3 separate regions of the Mus musculus genome follow, and all the other regions are linked to region 2. Evidence: chromatin contacts called from ENCODE Hi-C or POLR2A ChIA-PET data. All regions are on one chromosome and are shown on one strand. The core of a region is the stretch at or near the end of the contact, and the rest is flanking DNA. Distances in the headings are between cores, read along the strand shown.

Region 1 (4,241 bases), core at 884-3,383, 410 kb after region 2:
TGTGTGACAGGGAGCTGTACCCATGCAATTGTAACAATTTAGTGGCCTACGTAAGAGCAGCAAATGACAGCATCAGTTGCTATTCCAATATAGATGAGAGAACTCTTACAAAGCCCTACCAGCCTTAGATGAACAGCTACAGGCAATTAATAGCTGCCCAGAAAGGGAAACTCGGTTTTCTCCAAGGATAAACCCTGACAGATTACCTAATCTCAAGCAGCCAGCAGGAGTGAGGGGGCAGGGTAGGTGGAGTGGGGAGAAGGTAAGTGCAAATGATGTAAAGACAGTACTCAGTTATGAAATTATAAAACAGAAAAACTTAATGTAAAAAAAGAAGGGGGTGGAAAAAACAAAGAAAGGAAAAATTGAAATAGTTTTCTATCATACAATGCTCAGACCTTGATTTTTGACGACTGAGGTCACCAATCATGGGTGTTTTCTTGGGACATATCGGTCCTTCAGCAATTATACTAGAGGTTCTCTGTGCAGTGCCAGGCGGTGTGCTACACATCTTACCAGAAGCACGTTTGGCTCCATCTCCACAGGGCCTGTCAAGGCTCTGGCAAGAACGGGTTTGTTCCACTAAGACTAATGAAGGAATTCTTTGGTCATCTTGGAGGAAGTGAGGGCATTCCCTTTACACTGGCGACTCTAACCCTCCTCTCATAGAACACGTAAAACCAGAGCTTACTGCTTACTTCCTCCTGCCCCAGGGTAGCAAGGGAAGTATCAGGACAGTTCCACATGGGTGTGTGCATGGCCAGGAAGGGACAAAAGTAACAGTTGAGCCACTTCTATCCTCATCTCGGTTTCTGCCTGAAAATACTATCATATACAGAACTTTCTTAATCCTTTAAGAGGATCAATATGAAGACTACCAAGCAGCCCTCTAAGAATGCCAGTCAGCTTCTAAATCTGTCTGGTTCTCACCTAGAGCTTAGAGTTCTGTCTATGTAGAAAAAGAACGCCATCTAACTATCTAAACAGTCACAACTAAAATGCTGCCTAGGAAAGGGATTCAACTTTTAGTTTGGAAATAATATACTCTGCCATTTAAAAGTCAAAGTGAGAGCTATAGTTAGGAAAGTGCTAGTTCAAAGGTACGTTTTTACTTTCCTAAAACCCAGTTTAAGAATAAAATGATGGTAGAACATATAGTGTAATCTGACATTTCTGCTTCACTTCAAGCTACAAAAGCATCTATTTGATCAGGAAAGGAAGAAGACAAATTTAAATTCTGCTGCCGAGGACATGTGCCTCATTCGAGACACCATGAGATGACAGATGGCCAGTTATCAAAGAATAAAACATGTGAAAATGAGTTCTATACAGTCATGGAACAGATCTTTTCCATTAAAAAACTACATGCCTGTTCCTTGTCTATCAAGCAAACGTTTAAGTAGTGTGCTCTCACATTTAAACTAGACAGCTCATCTCGGAGCCCAGAGCACCATGTTTTCAGTGGGTGTTACGTAGGAGAGTGAGAATTGGGATGAAGGAAGCCGAGGGGAGCTAGCAGAGCTGTGAGTTCCTACGACACAAGCCACTTCTGATTAATTACTAGCAATGGGAAGAACAGTAATAAAGTACTCAAAAATTTAAAACCTTTAAAGGAATAAATCAATTGTCTTCTGTACCCCTGAGGATCACAACTGTGGGTTCAAACTACTACCCACTAAAAACTTCAAACAAACAGACAAAAAAACAAAACAAAACAAAACAATCTACCCACAAAAAAAAGCAACAAAAACCCCTTCAAAACTGTACAGAATATGAAAAGATTTTTTGTGATTATTCCCTAAAATATACATATTTATCATTTACATCAAAATAGATATCATAAATAACTTAGAGAGAGGATTTAAAGTATACGAAAGGATCACGTAGGTTATATGAAAATAAAATAATATTCAATTTCATGTAAGAGGTTTGATATCCATAGGGAGCTTCGGTACCAATCCTCCACAGATACAGAGAACTGTATTTGAATACATATACTGTAGCTGTCCTCAGACACACCAGAAGAGGGCATCAGGTCTCATTACATGTGGTTGTGAGTCACCATGTGGTTGCTGGGATTTGAACTCAGGAATCTTCAGAAGAGCAGTTAGTGCTCTTACCTTCTGAGCCAATTCACCAGCCCTATGTTTCCACTTTTAAAATATCAATTTTGTTTGAGAAAGGTTTTCTCAGTGTGGTCCTGGCTGTCCTGAACTCACTCTGTCGACCAGGCTGGCCTTGAACTTAGAGATCTCACTTCCTCTGCCTCCCAAGGGCTGGGATAAAAGTATGTACCTCTACTGCCCATCTTTTTAAAACATTTTTAAATAATTTAAGCACAAGATTAAAAAAATTGCTTTTACAGAAATATTCTTTTTTGATTTAATAAAAAAGGAACATCAAGCCCATTAATATTTTAAATAGACTTGAAAATATATTATGATCACATAGAAACTAAAAATAATATCCTATTTTAGAGCAGAAATATATATAATTTCTCATTTGGTAAAGGATAATTTTTAAAAAAAAAGTCATTGGCTTTTGTTTTCCAAGCTCATTATTACTTATTTTTAAAAAGAGAGGAATTTTCATATTTTTGATACTAAAAATGGATCATTCTGAGTTAAAACCTTCTTAATTAGCCTTCTTAAGGAAATATAAAAAGTTGTTGCTCTGCACTGCTCTCCAGGTCTATAAATACCACAGTCGTGAGCATACTGAAGCACATATAGATAGGACAGCTTATTAAACCAAGGCAGGGCCTCGTGTGTAACTATGTAGAACAGAATCCCATACATTACTGTTTAGGAGCTATCAATTTGATTTAAAAATGTGAAAATTAAGGTTTCAAAATACACTATCAAACGAACAAACTCCCCAAGATGGAATACATATAGCAGTGCTTATTATTTTTTGCTACAAAATTTTCCATCGCTATTTTTAGTATACAACTGTTGCATGAAGCATTTTTCCCATAAAAGGCTCTCACACTTACAAATATAACCTCAAGATGATCAGCTGGCAAGAGGGGAAAAAAAGAACAAATTTATTTTAGACTGACACAGAAAAGAGAAGAGAAAGAAAAAAATCCTAGGAAACATCTTCCAGGATTTACTTAGTGGCCCAAGAGAAATAGCAAGCGTCCTAAAGGCTGACAGCTACTCTAAGGCTAGCGAACAAGGAGAGCAGGCTGAGCTGTCCAAGGTCACAGAGGCCCACCTCAGGCTTCAGATCTCTGTGCACCACTCCTACATCGTGCATGTGGCTCACAGCTGACACAAGCTTCCGCATGATGTAGCTGGCCTCAGTCTCGCTGAAGTGCTTCTTTCTCTTGATGCGCTCGAACAGCTCTCCGCCATTCAGAAGTTCCATCACAAGAAACGTATGAAGCTAGAAAGATGGAAAGAAAGAGCAACGTGGGGCCTTACTGAAAAGATACGGGTTACTCTATAGGTTATTTATTATTCAGCAACTTTAAATAATCCCTTGCTTAAACAACCTATAACAATCCTTGCATTTAAAGAGTTGAAGAATAATGTAGCTTTTTAGAATTCTATTTTAGCAATGAAAAATTTCAAATATTTCAGCAAAATCTTTACAGTCTTTTCCTTTACTTCATTTTATTTCTATTGAACTCTATTTTAATTTTGAATTTTTATATTTTCACTTTAAAAACTGAGAGCCGAGGTGACAAAATCTATGGTAAATAATGCAGGGGGTTGCTAAGTAGTGTTATATGCAACTGCTGCCACTCAGCTAATGGGTAGTTTCCCTTGAAAGAAAGATAGTGTTTGATAACTTCAGGGCTCAATGATTAATTACAGGATTTCTGAGAATATTTACTGCAAATACCCGCATCTCACTGTATATGTTTCTGTGGAAGAGACCTTCCTCCTGGCTGTTTGCAGAACAGAGTGTCCTTCTGGCTGCCTTTGGATCAAGATGTATCTTGGCTCCTCTAGCATCAAGTACTTCCCACCATGATGATAAAGGACTGAACCTCTGAAACTGTAAGCCAGTCACAACTAAATGTTTGCCTTTTTAAGACTTGCCTTGGTCACAGTGTCTCTTCACAGCAATAAAACCCAACTGAGACACCTTTATAAACTCTAGGACCCTCAGCAATAAAATGAAGGGGATAAGAAAATCTACAGGTGGAACTGAATGATGGCTCCAGATGCCATGTCCTAGCCTTCAAATCCATATCTCTTATCATAGATGGCAAAGGGGACTTTGTAATT
Region 2 (4,214 bases), core at 1,685-4,184:
CGTGCTGCCCACCCACTGCCGGGATATAGAGCACCTACACACACCTTCAGAGAAATCTGACAGAGGTAAGCTAACAGCCCATCACCGAGGACTCACTGACATACCTCTGTGGTGAGCTTACTAAGACACTTTACTAACCCTCCATCTCCACTGAAAAGGCCTGCGTTCAGTTCCACCAAAGGCAGAGGGGCAAGCCAGCATGAATAAGCTTCTAAACTAGGTAACTTTATAAGTGGGTATCACATCCAAGTTCAATATCCATTTCTGTACCTTGTCCTAACAATGTAGCCCTGGCTTCTAGTCTGTTTAAGTGAACTCAGAGATGAGGGGCCACTCCTCCAGGGGTAAATCATTCAAACAGCATTTCCAAGGCTGATGGTAAAAATGAGTTAGCAATCACATTAATGAAGATATTTGTTCTCTTGAGAATAAGCCGTTCATTTTGATTAGGACTGCCATTTTCTGATTGCTGGAAGCTCGAACTCACTTGTACAAAAAGCACCAGCAAACACAGGTAAGAATGGCATTCAAGGTGTCGACGTTTTCCTGGGAGTTGATCTACCCCATGAAGCAGCCCAGGAACTGCGAAGATGTTTAAATCACAAGATTCCCAACCCTGTCATAAAAAATTATAATGCAAGTTCTAGAGTCAGAAGAAACTCTTTGAGTCTCTTTTGCTCATTCAAGGTGATTACACACTGGAGGCTAATCTGGGTCCCAGTGAGACCCTGTCACAAGAATATAAAAAACATCACTGCAAAATTATCAGATGAAGGTGTAATGGCATGGTTGGAAAGACGGGTCAGTGATTAAGCACACTGGTTGTTCTTCAAAGGACCAAGGTTTGATTTCCAGCATCTACATGGAGGCTCACAACCATCTTAACTCTAATCCCAGGGGATCTGATGCCCAACACGGACCCCCTTAATATCACTGAAATCAAAGATTGGACCCTCCTGATAGGACTTAATATTTGTGCAGCACTCCAAACAAGCTACCCTCAACAACAAAAAGTATATAGCTAGATCTTATCGGCTCTTTAAATCTAATTATCAGTTCCCAGGAAATAATGGGATGGATAAATAAAGGAGCAAGTTACAGGAAGATTTAGCGGGAAACATCTTCAGGATGGATAACCAGCTTCCTCAACAAATATATCACCTGAGAAAATACAAGAGCAGAGAAACTGTTTCATACTCAAGGGGACCTACGGGTACATGCAGAAAATGCAGTGTGCCTGGACATGGGAGCACTTGCCTTTAATCCCAACACTAGGAAGGCAGATCTCTGTGGGTTTCTGGCCAACTCTCTGTCTTAGTCAGGGTCTCTAGTCCTGCACAGACATGACCGAGAAGCAAGCTGGGAAGGAAAGGGTTTATTCAGCTTACACTTCCACACTGCTGTTCATCACCAAGGAAGTCAGGACTGGAACTCAAGCAGGTCAGGAAGCAGGAGCTGATGCAGAGGCCATGGAGGGATGTTTCTTACTGGCTTGCTCAGCTTGCTCTCTTATAGAACTCAAGACTACCAGCCCAGGGATGGCACCACCCACAATGGATCCTCCCACCCTTGATCACTAACTGAGAAAATGCCTTACAGCTGGATCTCATGGAGGCCTTTCCTCAAGGGAGGCTCCATTCTCTGTGATAACTCCAGCTTGTGTCAAGTTGACACACAAAACCAGCCAGTACACCCCCTCTCTCAGAGAGAGAGAGAGAGAGAAGACAGAGAGAAAAGGAAGACAGAGAGAAAGAAGAGAGAGAAAGGAGAGAGAGAGAGAATTCTGACTTCTTTTGGATCCCTATAAGCAAACCAACCGTAAAGAAAGCTGAACAGTAACTCATAGTTAAATAATATATAGTTAATTTTCTTAACTATATTTTGTTTTGGTTTGGTCTTTTTTGAGATTAGGGTCTCTCTATGTTGTGGCCCAGGCTGTCCAAGAATTCACTACGTAGATCAAGCTGAGCTTGAATTCAGAGATCCACCTGCCTCTGCCTCCCAAGTGCTGAAATTAATGGTGTATGCCACCACTGCCAGCCCTTCAACTTGACCGTACACTTTCAGTATTAGATGTATTTTCTGCATTTACCTGCCATGGTTAACTTCATTATAGCTGACACTTGTCTTAGCATTTAAAATACGCACCCAGTTCTCTAATCCCATGCTTCTCTTCCACAGCCCCTTGAAGGTCCCTGAATTCTTATCTATACAAATCATATCCTCTTGAAGACCATTCCAAAATTCTGAACGTTTCATTTTTATGGTTGACTGTGGCTCATCTATGACATTTGTAGCATACTACCTTATACTGATTTGTTGCTGTTGTTACTTAGTTTCGTTCATGCAACAGGTTGCATTATCAATCCTGACACACTTATTGAATACGTCTATATTTTGGGCCTGTGTTTCTAATAAGTGTGCTACAATGAATAGACAGTCTCGGAATTTGTTGACGGTTACAATTTAGTAAGGAAAAATCAGAATTACGCCAACCACAATTGCAAGTATTTTAAGAGGGTTTCTTTTGCAATGGAGTTGTATCATTGCAGCTTCTAGGAGAATGAAGTCCAAAAATACGGTAATGTTAGCGCCAGACATCATCGTAGGCTTAGTTTCCCCTCCGCTTACTTGACCACCGTAGCGCCTGAAAGAGCCTCTGGCCCTACACTTCAGACAAGACCCAGAAGGCTTTGCAGCGCCGCGGAGAACTCTGGGATACAGGTGGATAAACAAAGCAAAGAAAAAAGGCCATGACCCAGGCCCGAAAATCTGCCATTAATTTAATGGATGTCTTTTTCGACTCTTTTGGGGTGCTTACCTTTCCTGAATGCCCCATCACCGGAGGCCTCACTTACGTCCGCAAAAGCCGGGAACAGCGCCATGATCACAGGCCGCACTACCACTCCTGCCTCAGAAATGGCGCCGTCTGGAGAGCTCTGGTTGGAGGACGGTGACTCGCGAGGCACTCTGGGAAATGTAGTTCTTCCTGCACTCTTTAAGGCTTAACTCCTGGGCAAGGCGGTGCGGAGACCCAAAGGGTAGAGAGGGGAGGAGGGAAGAGGGTGAGATTGAGGAAGAACAGTTTCCTTGTAGTTAGTGCCCTCCGGCTTCACTGAACAATGGACAAGCAGGAACCGGAAGAGGAAGTTGGGAGGGGGGAAGGTGTGGAAACTGGAATTCAGCTCCTCTGGTAAAAGCACATTGCCTCCTTTAAACTGGATCAAAGTAATCAAATTCTGTAAGATTCATTTTCCTCCTCTGCAAGATTGTGTGTGTGAGTGTATGTATACGTACACATATACATGTACAAATTGCAATTGTTTCACCCATAAGAAGCATTTAAAAGGTGGCTTTAAACTGGGTGTGGGGGCAAACCCCTTTTAAGTCCCAACACTCAGTGGTAGAGGCAAGTGGATCTCTGTGAGTTCGACACCAGCTGGTCTACATAGTAATTTCCATGAGAGTCAGAACTGTATAGAGACGATGTCTCAAAAAAAGCCAATAAAAAGAAAGAAAAGAAATGAAAAATTAGCTTCTATGTGAGATGTGACAAGTTCCACGGCAAAATGTAAGTGATCCAAATATAAGTTGTCATTTTAAATACCCTAGGAATACAGAAGAGTACAAAGTCCCAATAAGATAAAGGTCTTTGACAATAAATGCATATACTTACCTATAAAGTATTTTTGAGATTCCCCTACCAAAAAAAAAAAAAAGGTTGGGTGCAGGAGCCAATGAAATGGCTTAAATAATAAAGGTACTACCAAGCAAGCATGGATACCTGAGTTTCATCCAGGCTCCACAAAGTTGTCTTCTGACCTCCAAGTGCACAGGGCACCACAATAAAATAAAGTTTAGAAAAAAAAAAAAGCTAAACCCAGAGATGTGACTAATCATCTAAACAAAGGAATGGATGGAAACCTATCCAAGCAGCTCCGTGTACCATGTAAACTGTGTGTACCATGTAAACTGTGTGTGTCCAAAATAAATGTCCAAGTTTTCAGGTCCCTAAAAGTACTTGGAAAAAGGAGGCCAGTAGAATCCACTTGTCTTCAACTGTAAATCTCAAGTTCCGCCAAACCTGACAGGAAGTTATCTCAGTTGATTAAATCAATATCTGCATCAGGGCACGATGATGCTCACCTTTAATCTCAGCACTCTGGAGTCAGAGGCACTGGCACTCACTCTGTGAGTTTGAGGCCAGTCTGATC
Region 3 (4,066 bases), core at 1,268-3,767, 330 kb after region 2:
CCTGAAACTGGAACCAGCTAAAAACAGCCAAGATTGTCTGTCCCTATAGACTAGCTCGGAGGTCCATTGTAAAGATGCCCTAGCTGGATATCTGGTGCCATACAGCCAGATGATGCATAGCTTTAACTCCTACTCAGGAGGCAGAGGCAGGAGGACTGAGCGCTCAAGGCAAGTTTGGGCAACAGAGAGAAACTGTCTCCAAAAGGAAGTCAAACCAAAGCAAAAAAAAACCCACCACAACAGACACCAATATGGCAGCAGACACCATACGCAGAGCTGTGAAGAGCGGGAGAGGCTGGTAAAGCCTAAGGTAACAGAGTAACAAGAGACCGAGTTAGCAATCAAAAACCCAAAAAACCCCAGGTACACGTGGATGTCTAAGTAGTGCCAAAAAACCAAAGTGGAGAGAATACTTCTCCAATTCATCTTCTGACATCAGTCTTCATGACAAAGTCAAGCCTTCCCCTGGAGACCACAGGTGTCCTGTATGCACACAGCTATAGAAAGCCTCAACAAGATTAACACCCCAAACCCAGCTACACAGAAAATGATTAGACACCATGACCAAATGGGATGGATCCCAGGAATACAAGACTGAGCTAACATACGGAAACCAACATACAAAAAGGATGAGGCACACCGATTACAGGACCTTCACATCGGAGGGGAACAAGTACCCTGTGTTCTCTAGCACACATGCGTGACTTTTAGAAATCCAACAAACTAGAAACAGAAGAATACTTTTCAGAGTTGGTAAAGGTCATAAAAGAAAACTCAATAACCCAAACTTGATCATAAAATTCCCCTACCACAAGGATGTCTGCTCCGGTCACTTCCATTCGCCGCCATTAATGAGAACATAAGGAAGCACCAGCTATGCAGATGTGCATCGAAAAGACACAAAGGAAGAAATAAAACCATCTGTATTTGCAGATGTTATAATATTATATAGAAAACGCTAAAAACATACCTTTAAAAACCCTTCCAAGCTAACAGAGTCCATCTGGGTTGTGGAAAATGAAGCAACACAAGGAAACCAGCCACATGCCAATGGCACTTAGCAATCTCATATGAGACCAGGGAACAATCCTACTCAGAGTAACACTTAAAAGAACTGAATACTTAGAATAAAATGTTTAAATGGACATACATATCCAAAAAAAAAAAAAAAACTAGACAAGGGCTGGAAAGATGGCTTAGTGGTTGAGAGCACTGACTGCTCTTCCAGAGGTCCTGAGTTCAATTCCCAGCAACCACATTGTGGCTCACAACCATTTGTAATAGGGTCTGACGCCCTCTTCTGGTATGTCTGAAGACAGTGACAGTGTACTCACATATATAAAATAAATAAATCTTAAAAAAAAAAAAACCCTAGACAATATTTTTAAATGAAAGAAGGCATTTCATGTCCATGGATTAGAAGATGACAATACTACCCAAATCACCTACAGATTCAACAGTGCCCTGATCAAAATTTCCCTGCCCTAATTTACAATCTGTCCTAAAATTTACATGGAAATACAAGGACTCTAAAGAGCTGAGACAATCTTGAGAAGGAAAAGCCTATCTGATGACTTTGCAAGTTCAAAGCGCACTACAAGGACACAGGGATAATGACCTTGCAGTACAAAGGATAGATTCAGTGGCCAAGGGAGCTCAGAGAGGAGCAATCACATTTATATTCAACAATAAGGATAGTACGACAATTTAGTGGAAGAAGAATTGTCTCCTTAGCAAATGGTTCTAGAATAACAGGAACTCCACAAAGGAATAAATTTGTACCTTGCCTTCATAAAAACAAATAAAAATTAACTCATAATGGAGTTATGAGATCTAAGTCTGCCAGTTAACATCACAAAGCTTTTATACAAAACACTAAAGGAATAAGTCTTGTCTGGGTTGATTAGGCAAAAAACTCAGCTTTTGTATTTCAAGGGGCATTGCTGGAGGAAAAACAAAACCATTACTATTCCCCTGCTATAGAATAGAAGCGCAGTAATGAAATGGTTCCTAATAGCCTGTAGTTACGCCCACAGAGCAGAGAACCACCCAGCCCTCATCAGTCAGAGGAGCTTCTTGCCATGTGTGGGAGTTAACATGGAGACCCACAACTGGAGGACGTGAAGAAGGTGAGAGACTTTGGACCATGTAGCCCTACAAGGGAAATCCATCAAACTCATCCTCTCAAGGCTCAGGGATCTAAGCAGAAGAGGAGGAGAAAGATTCTAAGAGCCAGGAGATGGCAGATGGCTGCCGGGACAGTGTCATCCAGACACAACAGGTCTGATACATAGGGGTGTAGCACACACAAGACCTGCACATGGTGAAACTAGACAGAATCCCACCATGGAGAAGAGGGAGAGAACACAAAAATCTCACTCCTATTTGCAACTGGTAGCTGCTGGGTGCAGGAAACATCAGTTTTCTTCAGTGAGGTGGAAGTGGGTGCATTTGTCATGCCTAAGGGCAGGTCTCGTGCTCAGGAGTAGCTGGCTAACACAAAATGGAATCCATGGCTTGGTCTGGTTTTTAAGTGAGAGAAAGGATATGAAGTTGTGTGGGTAGGGGTGAGGATCCGGGAGAAGCTAGGAGAGGCGAAAGGCTATAATTAAAGCATAATTGCATCATTTTCTTAAAGGAAAGAAAGTTAAAGATAGCACAGACTAAGATGAAATATTTACAGGCCACACGTTGGCAAAATGATCTATAGCTAAAATGTAAACAAACAAAACCTACTGCAGCTCAGTAGAAAAAAAGGAGCAAATGACCTCAATAGGTCTTTGAAGAGACACAATAAATGGCAAAAGTGTGACAAGTGCTCAGTGTCATCCGTCACTGGGGAGACATAGACGAAAATTAGAGTGGATATGGATAGTCTCACATAATGGTCTCATCAGAAGGACACGGAGGGGTGGCTCAGTGGTTAAGAGTGCATGGTGCTCTTGCAGAGGACCACGTCTGATTCCAGAACACTCATCAGTTGGCCCACAGCCTCCCAGAACTCCAGTTCCCGGGGATCTGACGCCCTCTTGTGGCTCTGTGGGGACTGCACTCCCTCACATGTACAATTCACACTCAGACACATACATATGCCCATAATTAAAACTAGACTAAAAATGTTTAAATGACAGATGTTGACAAGGATCTGAAGGAAACAGGACTCTGCACAGGTAAAATCCTTTGGAAAAGAGTTTTTGGTTCCTCAAAAGGAAGGGTAAGCTCAGAGTCACCCCATGACCCTGTAACACTAGCATGTACTTTCTAGTAGTTACACAGGCATATGAAAATACATGCTCACCCCAAATCTGTGCACAGCTACGTACAGCAGCATCATTTCAGCCATTAAAAAATGATATACACACTCTAACATCTAAGAGCCTTGAAAGCATGCTAAGTGAAAGAAGTCAGACTCAAAAACTTATTATAACCTTAATTTATATAAGATTTCTGGAATAGATAAATCTATACAGAAAGAATGCATAGCAATTAACGGAATTTTGAGTGGGCTGGACCCTGGGAGGCAATTGCTATCTAATGATGATAAGCGTCTTCTGACAGGTGATAACATTTCCTAAAATCAACTGCTGATGGTTACACAACTCCAAATATACTAAAAACTGCTGCAATACATACTTTAATGGTTAGATTTTTATGGTGAAATATGTGAATCATGTATCAATAAACTTGTTAGGAACAAACATACAATTGGGCCATCAAGATACGCCCCAGTGGGTAAAGGTGCTTGCACACAGTCCTGACAACCTGTGTTCAACCCCAGACTCCACTGATGTCAGGAGAGGATCAACTTCTGAGTTGTCCTATAACCTCCGCGTGCACACACATAAACACACATATGCACACTCACAGACACACACAAACTGTTTTCTAAGCTATGCACAGAGTATTCTGAAAAGATGATAGAACAGAAGTAGGTCTTCCAACTTAGGCAATGTGGCACGGGCATGATTTGTCTGTTACACGATGCTGGCCACATGGAGATGGTTAGGCGCTCACACTGAAGGAAGACAGGCACACACAGCACACACAGGAACACACAGACACACAC

Evidence for each region. Hi-C counts contacts between places; a loop is a spot of excess contacts on that map. ChIA-PET counts read pairs that join two places held with the same protein, here RNA polymerase II (POLR2A).
Region 1: a loop to region 2 is called in a map of Patski, with 2.7 times the contacts of the local background. The contact joins the enhancer-like site here to the promoter of Nrde2 in region 2. A Hi-C loop is called at or near these places in 8 of 37 maps with a recorded cell type or tissue (Patski, heart and left cerebral cortex).
Region 3: a map of mouse embryonic stem cell shows a loop between it and region 2 (2.9-fold over the local background). The contact joins the enhancer-like site here to the promoter of Nrde2 in region 2. A Hi-C loop is called at or near these places in 6 of 37 maps with a recorded cell type or tissue (CH12.LX, ES-E14, Patski and 2 more). POLR2A ChIA-PET finds 5 or more read pairs at or near these places in 2 of 5 experiments (Patski and embryonic stem cell).

What each region holds. Positions count from the first base shown.
Region 1 is chr12:100,567,610-100,571,850 of GRCm38, forward strand. It overlaps Rps6ka5 (ribosomal protein S6 kinase, polypeptide 5), which reads right to left. Exons shown (of 17, transcript NM_001330702.1): 13 at 3,220-3,390. Among named protein-coding and RNA genes, the nearest start is that of Ttc7b, 49 kb to the left of the region's middle. Within about 2 kb of position 2,134, at least 1 of the 3 ENCODE cell types and tissues checked has a DNase peak (open chromatin) inside an H3K27ac peak, as active enhancers do; it is left cerebral cortex, where a contact is called at or near this core.
Region 2 is chr12:100,156,719-100,160,932 of GRCm38, forward strand. Nrde2 (nrde-2 necessary for RNA interference, domain containing) reads right to left here and starts at 2,935. Exons shown (of 14, transcript NM_001290303.1): 1 at 2,822-2,935. The coding sequence starts at 2,885.
Region 3 is chr12:100,483,411-100,487,476 of GRCm38, forward strand. All of the region lies in intron 3 of Ttc7b (tetratricopeptide repeat domain 7B), which reads right to left. It overlaps Gm36375, which reads right to left. Exons shown (of 2, transcript XM_006516439.4): 2 at 1-4,066. Among named protein-coding and RNA genes, the nearest start is that of Gm36375, 9.8 kb to the right of the region's middle. Within about 2 kb of position 2,518, at least 1 of the 3 ENCODE cell types and tissues checked has a DNase peak (open chromatin) inside an H3K27ac peak, as active enhancers do.